2 separate regions of the Homo sapiens genome follow, and region 1 is linked to region 2. The links are chromatin contacts, found by Hi-C or POLR2A ChIA-PET in ENCODE. All regions are on one chromosome and are shown on one strand. Each heading gives the region's core, a stretch centred on a gene start or an enhancer-like site at or near the end of the contact. The rest is flanking DNA. Distances are from core to core; before and after follow the strand shown. Region 1 holds the start of ADGRE1 (adhesion G protein-coupled receptor E1). Region 2 overlaps VAV1 (vav guanine nucleotide exchange factor 1).

The links. A loop is a pair of places that touch in the nucleus more often than their neighbours do. ChIA-PET counts read pairs that join two places held with the same protein, here RNA polymerase II (POLR2A). Pooled maps may share reads with other maps.
Region 1: a pooled map shows a loop between it and region 2 (3-fold over the local background). The contact joins the promoter of ADGRE1 here to the enhancer-like site in region 2. A Hi-C loop is called at or near these places in 3 of 50 pooled maps. POLR2A ChIA-PET finds 5 or more read pairs at or near these places in 6 of 52 experiments (CD4-positive, alpha-beta T cell, CD4-positive, alpha-beta memory T cell, MCF 10A and 2 more).

Annotation. Positions count from the first base shown.
Region 1 is chr19:6,885,035-6,890,459 of GRCh38, reverse strand. It overlaps ADGRE1 (adhesion G protein-coupled receptor E1), which reads right to left and starts at 2,881. Exons shown (of 21, transcript NM_001974.5): 1 at 2,821-2,881. The coding sequence starts at 2,851. RefSeq lists an enhancer at 2,828-2,887.
Region 2 is chr19:6,797,259-6,802,344 of GRCh38, reverse strand. All of the region lies in intron 1 of VAV1 (vav guanine nucleotide exchange factor 1), which reads right to left. Among named protein-coding and RNA genes, the nearest start is that of VAV1, 27 kb to the right of the region's middle. RefSeq lists enhancers at 253-322, 113-633. Within about 2 kb of position 1,329, at least 27 of the 41 ENCODE cell types and tissues checked have a DNase peak (open chromatin) inside an H3K27ac peak, as active enhancers do; they include CD4-positive, alpha-beta T cell, where a contact is called at or near this core.

The DNA.
Region 1 (5,425 bases), core at 1,632-4,131, 87 kb before region 2:
ACACCATGAACCACCAAAAAAAAAAAAAAAAAAAAAAACCTTTTGGGCTCAACCTGCAAAATTACTCCTGGCTTGGCCCCACAGAAATAGGTTTGAAGAGGCTAGATGACAAACCTAGTTAAGGAACAAACATACACTATTTTGCATAAGCTTAACAATGACCATTCCTGGTTTTCTGTACTTTGCTTTTGCTTTTCATTTTGTCTGTCTTTATCTTCTTTTTCTTTTTGATTAAATAGTTCCAGGCTAAGCACTGTGGTGCACACCTATAATCCCAGCCCTTCGGGAGGCCAAGGTGGGAGGATCACTTGAGACCAGCAGTTTGACACCGGCCTGGACAACACAGTGAGACTTTGTCTCTACAAAAAAAAAATTTTTTAAATTAGCTGGGTGGTGGTGACAACTTGTAGCCCCAGCTACTCAGGAGGCTGAGGTGGAAGGATTGCTTGAGCCCAGGAGATAGAGACTGCAGTGAGCCAAGATCATGCCACTGCGCTCCAGCCTAGGTGACCCTGTCTAAAAAAAAAAGTTCTAGCTGATTTTCAAAAACATACATTAAAGCATGCATTCTCAAAAGGGGTGATATATCCTCTAAGGACCCAAACTTGGTTCTCAGGAAGAGATCTTTTTAAGCTTACTCTTTTATGTATAAGATACATATGTATATATAGAAAATACATATATAGGTATACAGTATATCTGTAGTATTAACATTTCATGAGAGGGTAGGGCAATTCGTTTTTCTTTCCTTTTTTTTTTTTTTTTTTTTTTTGAGATGGAGTCTCACTCTGTCACCAGGCTGGAGTGCAGTAGCGTGATCTAGGCTCACTGCAACCACCAACTCCCTGGTTCAAGCTATTCTCCTGCCTCAGCCTCCCGAGTAGCTGGGATTACAAGCACGCACCACCACGCCCAGCTAATTTTTGCATTTTTAGTAGAAACGGGGTTTCTCCATGTTGGCCAGGATGGTCTCGATCTCCTGACCTCATGATCTGCCTGCCTCAGCCTCCTAAAGTGCTGGGATTACAAGCGTGAGCCACTGCGCCCTGCCCATTTTTTAGTGTTTAAAGGCAATGCAGCCCTGCAGCATTTAGGTCTCCTGCACCATCATCATTATCGCCATCATTATCACTATCATCATCACCATCATCATCTTCATCATCACCATCATCATCATCATTATTATCACCATCATCACCATTATCATCATCACCATCACCATTATCACCATCACCACCATCATCATCATCACCACCATAATCACCAACATCACCATCTTCATCGTCATTATCACACCATCATCACCACCATCATCATCATTATCCCTATCATCACCATTATCATCATCACCATCATCACCATCTTCATGGTCATTATCACACCATCATCATCACCATCATCTTCATTATCACTATCATCACCATTATCATCATCATCATCATCACCATCACCATCATCATCACCATTTTCATCATCACTATTATAACCACCACCATCATGATCATTATCATCACTATCATTATCACAACTCTTTGCTGATTATCTTCAGGGCAGAATAGGGAGTGTTAATGGTTAATACCATTGCCAACACCCCAAAATAACAACTCTGCATGCCTACATTTGATGTCCACAGGCCACCTATTTCTTCTAATGTAGCCTGCCAGTCAACAAGTCCCACAGATCTAAACTCCCAAATTCTATCTATTATTACTAACAAAAATTCTTCTACTCATTCATTAATTATTTTAGAGGTAATTCAGCATGCTGTTTAGGCATACAAAGTCTGAAGTCAAAGTGCTTAGGTTTAAAAATCTGGCTTCACCAATTAATGATTGCGTGGCCTTGAGGAAGTTATTTAATCTCTTTGTGCCTCAGTTTCCTCCTTGGTAAAATAGGGTATTCAGATCCACTCTTCAACAGCAGAGGAAACCCATACTTGCTACTTAGAATATGTCCCCAATATCCTCCATTCTTAAATTTGATCCAATGACCAAAACACACAAGACATAGAAGAAAAACCAGAAACACAGAAGATAAACAAGGCTGAGACAAACTGACACCTGAAGAAAGAGAAATAAGAGCACAGGAAGGGTCTATCTCATCCTTCAGGACTCAGCTCGAACTGCCCCTCCTCAACCCCAGACTTCTCCCTTCAACATAACTCCCGACCACATTCTATAACAACTTCTTTCATAGCACTTATCACTACCTGAAATTCCTATGTTTACTTATTTTTTGGGGCAACATAGTATAGTGGAAAAGCTTACAGACTCTGAAGTCAGACTGTCTGGCTTGAAATCCTGCCTCTACCCCTTATTGACTAAGTGGCCTTGGGAAAATTATTTTATCTCTTTTGCCTCAGTTTTCTCATTTGCAAAATAGGACTAATAATGACCCAATGTCATAGAAATGTTGTGACAATTGGATACACTCTATGTTTAAAGAAGTTACAGCAGTGCTAAGTGGGCTATGATCATCTGTGCCTTCTTTCCTGTCTGCTCCTACCCACTAGAATATCAGCCTCAAGAGTGCAGGAACTTAGTCTTTTTTTCTCACTGCTATATCCTCTAGTGCCTAGAACAGCACCTGACACACAGGACTTGCTCAGGTCAAATGAATGACTATAGAGAAAAATCTATCCTAACAGATGGACTTCCCTGAGCTATGGAATTTTGTCAAAGGTTCCCTGAATGAAGGTGTTTGCAGCATCCAGTCTGGACTTATGATCTCTTGGCTGGACCATCCATGGCCCTCCCATTTCTCCTGAAGTCTATTTCCAATCCAGGCCTCCCCTAGCCCCCCATTCAGCCTCACACTCACCCCAGAAGAGGAGCAGGTTGAAGCCACGCATTATGCTGTAGTTCTGTCATTCAAAGAAAAGAAACTTTTCTACTAACGCTGGGTTTTCAGTAACCAGAAGGTGTGCGAAGAGGGGAAGGCGGAGTCAGAGTTGCTCAATGCTGCCTGGTCATCATAGCCCTTTTTGCTGACTTGCTGCAACTAAAAGACAGCCTAGAAAATCCTAATTTCCCCCTTTCTTCACAATAAAGAGAAGTTAATCTGCCTAATGTATATCATTCTCTCTCTCTCTCCTTCCCATGGTCTCTCCCTTTTTCTTTCCCATCAACATCTATCTCCCATCTCTCAACACCTTCTTTCATTGCACCCAATAAAGGAGCTTCCGCTTCCTGCCTCCAGTGAAGCAAATCTCAGCCTTTAGGGTCTCTTCCCAGTCTCCCGTATAAAGACAGCCATCACAACCATCATGTACCAGGCAGTGTGCTAGGCACATTGGCAACAAAGTGTAATTTCATTATCATGTTAACCTTGTAAAGTAGGAATTCCCCTCCCTCCCTCTATTCACCAACAAAATGGAAACTGAGACTTGCAGAGGAGTTATAACTTGTCCAAGATCTCTCAGACTTGAGATTTGAACCCAGGACCCTCTGATTCCAGAGTCAAGAGCTTTAACCATCTTATTTTCCTTCAGATCTCAACTCTGTCTGACGATTATACAGCAACACTTCCACCCCATTCCCAGCTTCCTAACTCTCTCTGGTAACATCTTAGGGTCTCACAAGGGCAGACCCTCAGACAAGGATTCTAGCAAAAGTAGTTTATCAAGAAGGTGGCCCCAGAAAGCACCAGCTGGGGGAGGAGAAAGTGAATCAGGAAAGGCAAAGAGCCAATACTGGGTGTGTCTTCAAATAAGTTACATGGTGAGAAAGTGGAACTTAACCTCCCCAGGGATGACTGGGGAGCGGCATGGAACATACTCTTCAGTTATTCCAACCGAGGGGTGAGGGAGCTGAGGTATTTATATCCCACCTACTGTCAGTCATGGGTTGACTTGAGGCTTGCTCCTAGAGGGTGTCAACCCCTTGAATCTTCAGGCCTGGCCTCCAAGCAGATAGAATGGGCTCCAGTTGATGTAATCCCACTGATAACAAAGTGTAGTGACTGGCAGATATTGAAGCAGTGTCATCCATCTGGGGTAATACCCGAGGTTCATTGCCTCACACCAAGGAAATAGAAAATACAGACATGGCCGGGCACCGTGGCTCACACCTGTAATCTCAGCACTTTGGGAGACTGAGGAGGGTGGATTACGAGGTCAGGAGTTCAAGACCAGCCTGGCCAAGATGGGGAAACCCCGTCTTTACTAAAAATACAAAAAATCAGCCAGTGTGGTATGGTGTTAGGCACCTGTAATCCCAGCTACTCCGGAGGCTGAGGCAGAGAATTGCTTGAACCCAGGAGGCGGAGGCTGCAGTGAGCCGAGATCGTGCCACTGCACTCCAGCCTAGGCAACAGAGTGGGACTCTGTCTTAAAATAAAATAAAATAAAATAAAATAAAATAAAATAAAATAAAATAAAATAAAATGCAGACACACAAAAAATTACTTTTAGAGCAGAGGTTTAGGCCGAGCACAGTGGCTCATGCCTGTAATCCCAGCACTTTGGGAGGCTGAGACGGGTGGATCACCTAAGATCAGGAGTTTGAGACCAGCCTGGGCAACATAGTGAAACCCCATCTCTACTAAAAATACAAAAATTAGCCAGGTGTGGTGGCTCATGCCTGTAATTCCAGCTACTCAGGAGGCTGAGGCAAGAGAATCGCTTGAACCCGGGAAGCAGAGGTTGCAGTGAGCCGAGATTGTGCCATTGAACTCCAGCCTGGGTGACAGAGCAAGACTCCATCTCAAAAAAAAAAAAAAAAAGAAAGAAAGAAAAGAAATTTAATAGGCGAGAGAAAGAGAAAAGCTCTCTCTCCTGCAAAGAGAGGGGGCTCCCAAGTGGGTCTTCCAGTTTCATGGTGAAATGCACGGGGTTTTATAGATGAGCTTTAGGTGGTGATATCTGATTTACATAAGGGCCCAAAGATTAGTTGGACCAGGTGTGCCGTTTACATAGAGTACAAAGAAGCTGGCTGCCCACCCTAATATTTTATTATGCAGATGGGGTCTCTACCTGGCCAGGACCATGTTGCCTGTTCCTTTACCGTACACGTGGTTGATAAAGAAAAGGGAACATGGAGCAAGCCTGCATGTTGAACACGCCTGGCACCCAGGTAGCCTATTCCCATTGGCACAGCTGCCGGCATTCACCCGAGCAAGCTTCCAGCTTGCTTTTCTATGTCTGCCGGCTGATTTTTCAGACTGCTCTTTTTTAGAAAAGAAATTATTTGGCCGGGCGCGGTGGCTCACGCCTGTAATTCCAGCGCTTTGGGAGGCCGAGGCGGGTGGATCACAAGGTCAGGAGTTTGAGACCAGCCTGACCAACATGGTGAAACCCCGTCTCCACTAAAAATACAAAAATTAGCCGGGCATGGTGGCATGCGCCTGTAATCCCAGCTACTCGGGAGGCTGAGGCAGGAGAATTGCTTGAATCCGGGAGGCGGAGCTTGCAGTGAGCCGAGATTGT
Region 2 (5,086 bases), core at 80-2,579:
TATTATTATACTTTAAATTTTAGGGTACATGTGCACAACGTGCAGGTTTGTTACATATGTATACATGTGTCATGTTGGTGTGCTGCACCCATTAACTCCTCATTTAGCATTAGGTATATCTCCTAATGTTATCCCTCCCCACTTCCCCGACCCCACAACAGTCCCCTGTGTGTGATGTTCCCCTTCCTGTGCCCATGTGTTCTCATTGTTCAATTCCCACCTATAAGTGAGAACATGCGGTGTTTGGTTTTTTGTCCTTGCTATAGTTTGCTGAGAATGATGGTCCTTTAAACAAACGTAGGAGAGGCATTATGAGGACGGTTCCTCCCTGCTGGGGGCAACCCCCCTCAGTGCCCCTCTTCCTTCCTCCAGGAAGAGGCGGGCACCCACTGTGCTGGCATCGTGCCCATATGCAAATCAGCACCCAGGCGCACTGCGGTGAACCCTGAGGTTCATTCTTCCCCATTTGCCAGCCAGCCTCCCATCAACAAAACCCCTGCCCAAGATGAAGAAAGAGCCAGAAAGGTCGGCTGGCTTTCCACGCTCCTTCGGGGAAGCAGTGTGCAGGGACAGAGGCCTCTGGGGTCTGGGAGAAGGGGACCCAGAGCCAAGCACGACGGCAGCAATCAACTCCCCACCCCCACCCCAGCACCAGGGAGCCGGCCGGAAACCGGAAATGCCTGTTACCAGGGCTTGGTTGGGGAGATAGAAAAAAGGGTGGGTGGAGGGGCCCTTTGCGTTCAACCCATCAGCCCCTTCATCAGGCAACCTCAAGCTCCCGAGGGTTCCCAGAGAGGGCGGGTGTGCTGTGCACCCTTTCAAAGCTCCGAAGCAGGGGTGCAGAGTGTGCACGCCTCATCCTAGCCCTCAAACCCTTCTGTGAGGAAGCCCGTCTCTCTTCTGCCCCATCCCCTACCACCCCAGCACACACTCCACTTTTCAGCACCGGTGGGAGGGTCAGGCAGATCTGGTTCGACTCCCAGACCAGCCCGGCAAGTTGAGGGAGCTTGGATGGGATCATTTTGCTTTCCGTTGATTCAATTGACTCATCTGTACGTCGGGAATGAAAATACTTGACCCAATGTTTGCGGTAGAGCCTGGTGTGAAACCCAGCACCCCAGACCCGGTCATGCATTAATTCAGCAAGCATGTGTGGAATGCCTACTGTATGCCAAGCACCAGAACCTAATGGTGATCAAGACAAACAGAGCTCTGCCCTTACAGGGCTTATGTAATCCAGCCAGGAGACAAACACTAAGCAGTCAGCAAGGTGAATAATTGATGATGAGGGTGGTGAGAGGGTGTGCCGGGAAGCACAGAGAGCTATGGGACCTGGTTAAATGCAGGAGGCACCTGGTAAGGCTTTGGGGTGGTACAGGAGAGAATGGTGCCATGCAGGCGACAAAGAGATGGTGAGCGGCTGGGTGCGGTGGCTCACGCCTGTAATCCCAGCACTTTGGGAGGCTGAGGCGGGCGGATCACTTGAGGTCAGGGGTTCAAGACCAGCCTGGGCAACATGGTGAAACCCCGACTGCACACACACACACACACAAAAATTTGCCAGGCGTGGTGACAGGCGCCTGTAATCCCAGCTACTCTGGAGGCTGAGGCAGGAGAATCGCTTGAACCCAGGAGGCGGAGGTGGCAGTGAGCCGAGATCACGCCACTGCACAGCCTGGGCAACAGACCGAGGATGTCTCAAAAAAACAAAAAACAAAACAAAACAAAAAAAAGAAGCTGGGTGTGGTGGCTCATGCCTGTAATCCCAGCACTTTGGGACGCTGAGGTGGGTTGATCACTTGAGGTCAGGAGTTTGAGACGCGCCTGGCCAACATATAGTGAAACCTGTCTCTGCTAAAAATACAAAATTAGCTGGGTGTGGTGGAACACGCCTGTAGTCCCAGCTACTTGGAAAGCAGAGGAAGGAGAATCGCTTGAACCCAGGAGGCAGAGGTTGCAGTGAGCCGAGATCATGCCACTGCACTCCAGCCTGGGCAACAGAGCAAGACCCCATCTCAAAAAAAAAAAATGAGACAGATAGTGAAGCAAAGAAGAGAAGCATGCTGAGCAGCTGGCAGGAACATCACATGGCAGATCCACTTTGGAAAAGTTGGTACGTTTTCCTTGTTATTACTATTATTTTTTTACCTTGCAATTCCAGCACAAAGGAAGAAAAGTTGGTACATTTTCTTCTTATTAAAAAAAAAAATTAAGAAACAGAGCCTCACTATGTCGGTCAGGTTGGTCTCAAACTCCTAGGCTCCAGCAATCCTCCCGCCTCAGTTCCCCAAAGTGCTGGAATGACAGGCATGAGCCGCCGTGACTGGCCTGGTAAGTTTTCTTAAAACATTAAGCATGCACCTATCATACGATATATTCCATTACCAGGCATTTACTCAAGAGAAATGAAAGCACATGTCCATACAAAGACTTGTACAGAATGTTCATAGCAGCTTGATTCTGTTTTCTTTTCTTTCCTTTTTTTTTTTTTTTTTTTTTTGAGACAGTCTCAGTCTGTCACCCAGGCTGGAGTGCAGCCTGGCCCAATCACAGCTCACTGCAGTCTCAAATTCCTGGGCTCAAGCAATCCTCCTGCCTCAGCCTTCCAAAGAGTTAGGACTACAGGCATGTGCCACCATATCCAGCTAGCAACTTGATTCATGATAGCCAAAAGTGCCATCAGTAATTCAAACCTCAACCAAGGGGAACATCACACACTGGGGCCTGTCGGGGGCTGGGGGTTAGGAGAGGGATAGCATTCGGAGAAATACCTAATGTAGATGATGGGTTGATGGATGCAGCAAACCACCATGGCACGTGTATACCTATGTAACAAACCTGCACGTTCTGCACATGTATCCCAGAACTTAAAGTATAGGCCGGGCATGGTGGCTCACGCCTGTAATCCCAGCACTTTGGGAGGCCGAGGTGGGCAGATTATGAGGTCAGGAGTTCGAGACCAGCCTGGTCAACATGGTGAAACCCTGTCTTTACTAAAAATACAAAAAAATTAGCCAGGCGTGGTGGCGCACACCTGTAGTCCCAGCTGTTCGAGAGGCTGAGGCAGAAGAATCGCTTGAACCTGGGAGGCGGAGGTTGCAGTGAGCCGAGATTGCGCCACTGCACTCCAGCCTGGGCGACAGAGCGAGACTCCATCTCAAAAAAACAAAGCGAAACAAACAAAAAAACCTCCATCAAGGGATGAATGGATAAACAAACTGGGGTGCATCCGTACAACAGAATGGTACACTGATACATACAACAACATGGATGAACCAGGACATCATGCTCAGGGAAAGCAGCCAGTCACAGAAGACCACAGATGGTACCATTCCACTTACATAAAACTCCAGGAAATACAAACTAATCGACAGTGACTAACAGCAAATCAGGAGGTACGAGGGAATGAGAGGTGGGAGGAGGGGGAGGCAGGGAGGGGTGGGATGGAGGAAACTTTGAGGGGCAATGGATATGATCCATTGATTTCAAGGCTGGGTTCATAGTTGCACACATATGTCAAAATTTATCAAATCAGGCCAGGTTCAGTGGCACACACCTGTAATCCCAGCTACTCAGGAGGCTAGGGTAGGAGGATCGCTTGAGTCCAGGAGTTCAAGGCCAGTCTGGGCAACATAGGGAGACCCTGATTCTTTCTTTTTTCCCCCTTCTTTTGGGTGGGGGGGGGAAGGGGAGAAACAGGGTCTCACTCTGTCACCCAGACTGGAGTGCAGTGGTGCAATCCTGGCTCACTGCAGCCTCGACTTCCTGGGTTCAAATGATCCTCCCATCTCAGCCTCCCAAGTAGCTGGGACTACAGGCACATGCCACTATGACCAGCTAATTATTTTATTTATTTATTTATTTATTTATTATTTATTAGAGATGAGGCTGGTCTCACCATGTTGCCCAGGCTGATCTCGATCTCCTAAACTCAAGCAATCCTCCCACACCAGCTTCCCAAAGGGGCGAGATTACAGGCTTCAGGCACCATGCCCTGCCAAGACCGTTTCTGAAAACAAATCTAGAAATTAAAGAAAAAATTGTTTACCAAATCATATATTTTTTTTTGAGACAGAGTCTCACTCTGTTGCCCAGGCTGGAGTGCAATGATGCGATCTCCGCTCACTGCAACCTCCGCCTCCCAGGTTCAAGCGATTCTCCTGCCTCCACCTCCTGAGTAGCTGGGATTATAGGTGCGTGCCACCATGCCTGGCTAATTTCTGTATTTTTAGTACAGACAGGGTCTCACCATGTTGGCTAGGCTGGTCTTGAACTCCTGGCCTCAAGTGATTTGCCCACCTCGGCCTCCCAAAGTGCTGGGATTACAGCGTGAGCCACCGCGCCCCACCAATGTATTTTAAATATGTAATTTACTGTATGTCAATATAGCTGGTTTTTTTTTTTTTAAGTCAGCAGGATACTGGCTGCCCTGCTGTGTCTTTCCCCTAAAACTAGGTGCATAGGATGACTATCAGCTTAGGGAGTGGGTGGGGGAGGATGGGGTGGAAAATAAGGAAATAATGTAAACCATCATTGGTCAATAATGCAAAATACAGTCTTAGTCATATTTTTGCTCCTACTCTTTTTTTTTTTTTTTTTTTAGACGGAGTTTCACTCTTGTTGCCCAGGCTGGAGTGCAATGGCGCGATCTTTCACTCTTGTTGCCCAGGCTGGAGTGCAATGGCACGATCTCGGCTCACAACAACCTCTGCCCCCGGGGTTCAAACAATTCTCCTGCCTCAGCCTCCTGAGTAGCTGGGATTACAGGCATGCGTCACCACGCCCAGCTAATTTTGCAGTTTTAGTAGAGACTGGGTTTTACTATACTGGTGAGGCTGAGTCTCGAACTCCCAACCTCAGATGATCCGCCCGCCTTGGCCTCCCAAAATGCTGGGATTACAGGCATGAGCCACTGTGCCCGGCCATTTTGCTCCTACTCTTGATAAAACATAGTGAATGAGAGATAAATTTGTATTCTTTGTAATTCAAACTATTCTTACTTTAGAGTGTGAAGGGGGTAAAAAGGCTCCAAGCAAAGGGAGTAGCAGGTGAGAGGGCTTTGATCATTCAGACACTCCTTCATTCA